2 separate regions of the Homo sapiens genome follow, and region 2 is linked to region 1. The links are chromatin contacts, found by Hi-C or POLR2A ChIA-PET in ENCODE. All regions are on one chromosome and are shown on one strand. Each heading gives the region's core, a stretch centred on a gene start or an enhancer-like site at or near the end of the contact. The rest is flanking DNA. Distances are from core to core; before and after follow the strand shown. Region 1 overlaps HIPK3 (homeodomain interacting protein kinase 3). Region 2 overlaps HIPK3 (homeodomain interacting protein kinase 3).

What was found. A loop is a pair of places that touch in the nucleus more often than their neighbours do. ChIA-PET counts read pairs that join two places held with the same protein, here RNA polymerase II (POLR2A). Pooled maps may share reads with other maps.
Region 2: a loop to region 1 is called in a pooled map, with 2.2 times the contacts of the local background. The contact joins two enhancer-like sites. A Hi-C loop is called at or near these places in 2 of 168 maps with a recorded cell type or tissue (OCI-LY7 and heart right ventricle), 3 of 37 single-sample maps with no recorded cell type and 7 of 50 pooled maps. POLR2A ChIA-PET finds 5 or more read pairs at or near these places in 5 of 52 experiments (AG04449, BJ, H1 and 2 more).

The regions. Positions count from the first base shown.
Region 1 is chr11:33,289,436-33,293,526 of GRCh38, forward strand. The region is part of intron 2 of HIPK3 (homeodomain interacting protein kinase 3); the gene reads left to right. Among named protein-coding and RNA genes, the nearest start is that of HIPK3, 34 kb to the left of the region's middle. Within about 2 kb of position 2,081, at least 3 of the 41 ENCODE cell types and tissues checked have a DNase peak (open chromatin) inside an H3K27ac peak, as active enhancers do.
Region 2 is chr11:33,328,015-33,332,105 of GRCh38, forward strand. It overlaps HIPK3 (homeodomain interacting protein kinase 3), which reads left to right. Exons shown (of 17, transcript NM_005734.5): 3 at 496-619. Among named protein-coding and RNA genes, the nearest start is that of KIAA1549L, 46 kb to the right of the region's middle. Within about 2 kb of position 1,902, at least 2 of the 41 ENCODE cell types and tissues checked have a DNase peak (open chromatin) inside an H3K27ac peak, as active enhancers do.

The sequences.
Region 1 (4,091 bases), core at 831-3,330:
CCCTCTGAAAAAAAAATAAAGTGTGTATTAGGAATTAGAAATAACAGCCTGATATACCTTTAGTATATTCTTTTTTTAAAAACATTTTTATTTTTATGGGTCCATAGTAGGTATATATATTTATGAGGTATTTGAGATATTTTGATATAGGCATACAGTACATAATAATCACATCAGGGTAAATGGACTATCCATTGCTTCAAGCATTTGTCATTTCTTTGTGTTACAAACATTCCAGTTAGACTCCTTTACTTATTGTTAAATGAACAATAAATTATTTTTGACTGTGGTCACTCTGTTGTGCTATCAAATACTACATATTATTCATTCTAACTATTTAGTTGGACCCCTTAATCATCTCTACTCCCTACCCCCATCTACTACCCTTCCTAGACTCTGGTAACCATCATTCTACTCTATCTCCATGAGTTCAATTGTTTTAATTTTTAGCTCCCACATATGAGCGAGAACATTGTGAAGTTTTGTCTTTCTGTGCCTGGCTTATTTCACGTAACATAATGTCCTTCAGTTCCATCCATGTTGTTGCAATTGACAGGATCTCATTCTTTGTATCCATTGTGTATATATGTATCACATTTTCTTTATCCATTCATCTGTTGATGGGACACTTAGGTTCATTCCAAATCTTGCCTATTGTGAATAGTCGTGCAGTAAACACTGGATTGTAGATATCTCTTTGATAGACTTTCATTCTTTTGGCTATGTATCTTAGTATATTCTTGATTGTATGGGTTTTAGTAGTAGAGTGCTAGATACCATTAAAACTTTTCAGATCATTTAAAATTTTAAATTTGCTGTTGCAGGGTAGTAGCTCTTGCTTAGTATCACATAATTAGATTTATTAGATATCTGTGCTCCGCAAAAGATTTTTTTTTCAATATACAAGATTAGCTTTTAATTTTTTTCTGGAAAAAAATTGTAAAATCTTATTTAACAGTATGAGAAGAATAGTAGTTTTTGTTTTTTTCTTTCCCTTGGTACTCTATGGATTCTGTCTTGAGAGCTTTTAGTAGTGAGCTAGCATATTATATAAACTCCCAGGCTTCAGCTGCTTGGGCCCTATATTTAGTTCACTTGCTAGTAAATGACTTCACTTCATTTGGGTCCTGCATTATTCTGCATATCAGAATTACCTCATTTTCTTTATTTGAAATCTTTTTCCACTAGAGTTAAAAAAAAAAGTCTTTTTTTTTTTTAATACTTGAGAATGTCTGTCGGTTTACTAAATCTTTCAAGGGAATGAAGGAAATCCTTTAAAAAGCAATCTAAAATGCTGAATATTTTATGATACTGGTTTCTAGCATTAGGCCTTTGCACAAATACTAGCCTTTGTATTAGGAATGAACAAATCTATGAATAATTGCTAAATACAGTTAGTAGTTTCTAATTTGTGTTTATATATAAATTTCAGGTAAATAATTTACCCGACGTTCAGAAGCTATACAATTGCTATGCTAAATTACAGGCTCTGGGTTTAGAGTGAAAAATAAGAGGCTCTTATTTGTAAACAAAGACTAGTGCAGGCATTTTGGTTGATGTTGCCTCGATAAAAAACTAAAAATAGATTTTATGTCATTTAGATCCAAGAGTTAGAAGAGTTAGTAAGTATTCAGGTATATCAGTGAAAATATATTGTAGTCCTTAATCAGGTACTGTTTTAATATCTAGTGTAATTTTGCATGAAAATGGCAGATACCACTACTCTGTTTAAGTATTTGTTTGTACTTTATTTGGGACCCTGCCAATTCTGGCCTAGTTTATGACTAGGTTACTTATAAATCTGATAAGGCAGTAAGCTAAAGTGTCTTATACTTGATTTTTCAATTTTTGTTAAAATATTTTTTATTTCATAAATGAAAGCAGGAAGTGGAAACTAACCAAATTAAATATTTTTGAGCAAAGCACAGTAGGAATGCACATATCCTGATTTCTGAGGTAAACGATTTGTGTTTAAACTCAGGTTTATGTGTATTCTATTTCTTTGTGCAACACAGAAGTGTAGTAGGGATATCTTAAAATAGACAGGGGACAGTGGCCAGAAATTGTTGACTACTATAGATGGTGAGGCTGTCTAACTCTTGCAGTGATACAAGCCAGAAGTACGTGCTAAGGGCATTGATTTGCTTAAGGTCAGCATGTTCTAAATTGAGCTGCTTGAGTATGGTTTCTGTCAAGAACACGTAGGGCTCTTAAACGTGTAAAAGGCTTTAGCGGCAGAAGGTGCTGTATTTATGAGGTGTGGTGGCAACATTTAGGTCATGAATTTCTTTTTCTTTTTCTTTCTTTCTTTTTAAATATAGAATTTTAGCCTGCGATTCTAAGTCATTTCAGAACACAGAGACAGGAAAGTGGGCTGTAAAAATAACCTGTGTAGCAGTTATATTCTTTGCTACTCTACTGAGTAATTTAGCATTAATTGCTGTTGAGTTTTAAAAAATGCTATTTTGCATGTAATAGTTAACAAAAAGGTATGTAATGATAAACAGTTAATTTAGACATATTTGTTCTTTCATGGCATTCTTACCTCTCATGCCTTCTTAGATCCAGAAGTATCAAAGTTTCTGTAACAAAATTAAGCTACATAGGAAGACCCGTAAAATAACGGCTAATATTTTACATAGGGTACTTTATGATGAAACACCGTGTATGTATAATGCATCATTTTTTCAAAGTGCCTTTCGTTATATTTTCTAGTTTGTTTCTCACTTCTCTATGGGGTAGTTAAGACTGGGTGGCATTATTCTTTGATAAGGAGAAAACTGGGACTTATGTAAGTCAGACAGGTTCAAATTCACACTGTAAGTTTAACTTTACAAATTTTGTTAGGCCTTTTTGGGTGCTGGTACAGTGCTAGGTGCTAAGAATACAAAGGTGATTTATGTATGTTCATTAATTTATTTGATTAATGATTTCATCATTTAATGGAGGGGAAAAATAGTTTGCTTCAAGAAATGCCAGGGTGGAGAGGTGTGTGCAGGGTGATATAGGAACCCAAAGGAGGGCTCCGAGCCTGATCTGAGGGGCAGGGAAGGCTTCTAGGGGAGCGATGACCCCAGAATGACCCTTGAGAGCACAGCAGAGAAGGAGCCAGGGTTGACTGGTCTTGAGCATTTTCTCTCACTAAGCCACTCTTAACCTAAAAAAGCTCAGCATTGGGATGAAATTGCTGGTGATTTCTTTTGTATATCATAAAGTAGTTGTTTGGGAACCTTTATTAGACAAATACAAGATTGTCAATTGAGTTTAGTTTTAATAGAAGATTAGGAAATTCTAAAATGAAATGGTTTTCTTTTTTTTAAGATGGAGTCTCGCTCTGTTGCCCAGGCTGGAGTGCAGTGGCACAATCTCTGCTTACTGCAAGCTCCGCGTCCCGGGTTCACGCCATTCTCCTGCCTCAGCTTCCCGAGTAACTGGGACTACAGGCGCCCGCCACCACGCCTGGCTAATTTGTTTTGTATTTTTGGTAGAGACGGGATTTCACCGTGTTAGCCAGGATGGTCTCGATCTCCTGACCTTGTGATCCACCCGCCTCAGCTTCCCAAAGTGCTGGGATTACAGGCGTGAGCCACCGCTCCCGGCCAAATGAAATGGTTTTCAGCGCCATACCTGTGGCTGCAAATGTGTAGTACTTTACTACATAAAGGACTTTACATAGACACAGATAGTCGACTACATATATCGGGCCTTCTATTAAAAATTCTAGCAGAGCTCTTAAGTTTTTTTGTTTTGTTTTTGTTTTTAAAAACAGCTTTATTGAGATATAATCTACATACCTTGAAATTCATTCATTTAAGTATACAATTTAATGGCTTTTAGTATATTTATAGTTGTGCCATCATCAGCACAATCAATTAAAATTTTAAGTTTAAAATTTTTTTGGCCAAATTATTTCTCACCTGACACAATTTTTGAATATTTACATTACCCTCAAAAGAAGCCCGTGTGCCTTTTAGCCATTGTTCCCCAGTCTGCCCATCACCCCCAGCCCTAAGCAACCACTAATCTACTTGCTGCCTGTGTAGATCATCTATTCTGGACATGTCATATACATGTAACCATACAATATATGG
Region 2 (4,091 bases), core at 652-3,151, 38 kb after region 1:
ACTAATGGCTCCAATTAGGTAAATATTTATTACTGTATTCTGAAGTAATATCTAGGTCTAGATTCACTTTTAGCCTTTGAGGATTTTGCTTTGTTTTTGTTTTCTCTCTCAATGTCTGGTTTTCAGTTCTGCTGATGTCATAGTATGTATTTAATAGTTTGCCAGTTCTCTTCCTATTGTGTTATTTCTGATCTGCTGTAGTCTTAAAAACAAGATGTATGTTTTTCCTTTTTCAAAAAATGTTATGTTAGTAAAACTATAAGGGAAAAGGATTACAGTGGAAGAGACTTTATTATAGAAATGTTGTACTCATAGTACCCCTTTCAGATTAATTCAGGATTATGTCTAGGTTTCAAAGAGTTCTGAAATAGTGAAGAGTTCCTATACATAGAATGTGATACCTCTGTCATTTTACCAACTTCCTAGAATGCCAGTTGAAATTAGGTAATTTTAGAGAAAAACCACCCTGATTTTTGTTTTAATTTTAAATTTCAGAGCTCCAGAGATTATATTGGGGTTGCCATTTTGTGAAGCCATAGACATGTGGTCATTGGGATGTGTGATTGCAGAATTATTTCTTGGATGGCCGCTCTACCCAGGAGCCTTGGAGTATGATCAGGTAACAAATAATGATAATCTAATAGAATTGGTAAAAAGTAAAGAATAATAACAGACTTACAGGAACACATGGCTGCAGGTGTACAATACACTGGAAAGTCTTTTTAACATAAAGTGGCAGAATCTGGGATCTTGTAGAATTGATTTTGAAAACTGTTTTATAATGCTGAAGTAAGTTTTCATAAAGTTACAGCCTATAGAATCTCAAAACCAGTTTTGTAAAATTATTGGGAAAATTTTATACTGTAAACATATAAAAGGTTGGATTGTGTGTCCATTTAATTAATTGTGCTTTGCTTGGGTGACAAACTTTGATGTGTGAAACGTCAGCCCCTCCCAAGGCATAAAAGCTCCTAAAAGGCGTTATAACTTTTGGTCTTAAACCAACTGCCATTATTGGTGTTTTAAATACCTCAGTAACTTGAACTCTTCTCAGTCTTTTTAGCTGTTTTGAGTGGTGCTGAAATTCTCTTTTAGCACTGTTTAATGATTCTCGGTAGAATTCAGCAAATTACCTTATTAAGCACACTTTTCATGGTAGTTTTCAGGTATATTCATTAGCCTTTCTGTACTATTAAACAGTGTTGTGTGCTAGTAGTCTTAAATATTAATACCAAGATTATTTTTTGGAGAAACTGCCATCTTATTTATTATTCTTTGAGTATCTTTGAGATAATGTACTCAACTCATTCTAATAGAAAATGCTAGTCAAAATCAACAAAGTAGTTACATTAATTTTGTCATTCTGATTAGTGAATATTTTTATTTAGATGATATTTAACTTTCAAGCAAGAAAAAATAGAAAATAGAAGAATTTAAAGCACCTATTACATAATCATGATTATAGCCTTGTATTTTAGGGCTATTTTCTCTATCAAGAGGAAAAAGAGAGGTAATTAATTTAGGTGACTTAAATGTTCCTGAGATGACTCTGTCATTTAATACTGATTATTAGATTAGATGTTATCATTGACTTTAATCTCTTGTCATCATCCATGAACCTTCCCTTTTAGGTTAGGTTTTCCATATTCTCTACCTTCCCTCCTCCATGTTCAGAATTCCACTGGGTTTCTGTAAAATTTTCCATACATCCTGTCTTCTTTCAGCTTTCTACCCAATTACTAGCTTTGATACAGATGCAAGACTACCGTCAGTTCTGAACGAGTTAGTAATTGAATCAGAGTCCCATAATCCTTTAGCTGTTGGAATACTGAGGCACCAGTAAAATGCTAGAAATACACCCTTGGCTTTGTAGATTAGCCTATGGCATGCATACCGCCCTGGAGCAGGACACCCTCTAGTGGCAATTTCAAGTTGATTTGTTATTATACTCGATTAGGACTTCACAGTTCATCTTGGACAACTGATATTAGTATTGAAAAGGACCCCAGAGATTACCCAGTAACTGCCCCCTTTTCATTTTATAAAGGAGAAAACTGAGGCCCAGAAAAATGAATTCACTTGTCAAAAGTCACAATAGTAATTTTAAAGACAAAGCCTTGACCAAAACTCAGTTTTTCTAAATTTTATAATGAATGTTTGTTTTTTTTAAACTAAACTTGGAACAGGTATTATCTGATCCAGATTGACAATGTTTTCAGGATGTATATTACCAAAGGGATTAAAAAAAGTCATTGGCCCTTGGCATATAGCATCAATAGTCTCACAGTTCAGTGGGGTTTTTTTGTCTTTGTTTGTTTTTCTTTTTTCTTTTGAGATGAAGTCTTGCTCTGTCGCCCAGGCTGGAGTGCAGTGGCGTGATCTCAGCTCACTGCAACATCCGCCTCCCGGATTCAAGCGATTCTTCTGCCTCAGCCTCCTGAGTAGCTGGGATTACAGGCACACACCACCATGCCCGGCCAATTTTTGTATTTTTAGTAGAGATGGGGTTTCACCATGTTGGCCAGGCTGGTCTCGAACTCTTGACCTTGTGATTTGCCTGCCTCAGCCTCCCAAAGTGTTGGGATTACAGGCGTGAGCCACTGTGCCCCGCCCACAGTTCAATGTTTTAAAATATTTTACAAAATACATGAATGCAAAGCAAATAAATTGTAGTGATTTTGTGGGCGTCTTTGTTTTGGCCCTAATCTGGGACTTTAAGCTCATTTTCAAGCATGGTATTTGTTATAAAGGCTTTGATAAATTTTGATAATTTTTTTTTTTTTCCCTATCAGTCTTAACTTGGTTTAGGACTTTCAAGTGCTTTTTTTTTTGCACTTGTTAAAATGTTCACATATGTTTTTCTTTTTTCTTTTTCTTTTTCTTTTTTGAGACAGGGTCTCACTCTGTCGCCCAGGCCTGAGTGCAGTGGTTCCATCTCGGCTCACTGCAACCTCCGCCTCATAGGTTCAAGCAATTTTTCCACCTCAGCCTCCTTAGTAGCTGGGACTACAGGTGTGTGCCACCATGCCTGGCTAATTTTTTATTTTTAGTAGAGATGGGGTTTCATCATATTGACGAGGCAGGTCTTAAACTCCTGATCTCAAATGATCCACCCACCTTGGCCTCCCAAAGTGTTGGGAATACAGGCAAGAGCCACTGCGCCTGGCCACATATGTTTCTCAGAACAGCTTTAGTCTGTTTATTAATGTGTTTGACTTTCATAGATTTTCCCCATCTCGCTAGATTGTGATCACCTAATGTTAGGATGTGAAAGGGCCACCAGTAGGGTATGTCTCTCTCTATTATCTGTTCCTTATTCCAGTAATCAGCTGCCTAGATATACTTGGACACCCCAACTGGGGAGTTGGTATTTTTTTTAGACAGGGTCTCAGTCTGTCATCTAGGCTGGAATGCAGTGGCATGATCATAGCTCACTGCAGTCTTGAACTACTGGGCTCGAGGAATCCTCCTACCTCAGGCTGTGCCCAGTAGCTGGGGATACAGGTGTGCACCAGCATGCCTGACTCATTTTTAATTTTTTGTAGAGATGGGGTCTCTTTCTCTATGTTGCCCAAGCTGGTCTCAAAGTCCTGGGCTTAAGCCATCCTCCCGCCTGGACCTCCAGACATGCTGGGATTACAGGTGTGAGCCACTGCACCTGGCCTGGCAGTTTTTTTCTAATTATTATTTTTTGCCTTACAGTGGCAGTGCAGTGGGCAATAGTAATATTAACTAATTAATGCTTACTGAGCTCTTTTATGTACTAGGAACTGCTGTTAACACTTTATATTAACTCATTTAATGCTCGTAACAACCCTATGAAGTACACACTACTGTTGCCTCCATTTTATAGATGTAAACTAAAGAGTTCTTAACAGTATATCATATTCTTCTTTAGAGACAGAGTCTTTCTCTGTTGCCCTGGATGGAGTGCAGTGGCAGGATCATGGTTTACTGCAAAGTTGAACTCGTGGGCTCAAGTGGTCCTCCTGCCTAGGCCTCCCAAAGTGTTGCAATAACAGGCACGAGCCACCGCGCCTGGCCAAATTATTATATTTTTAAAAGCCAAATTTGAGTCAGCAGGAAAAATA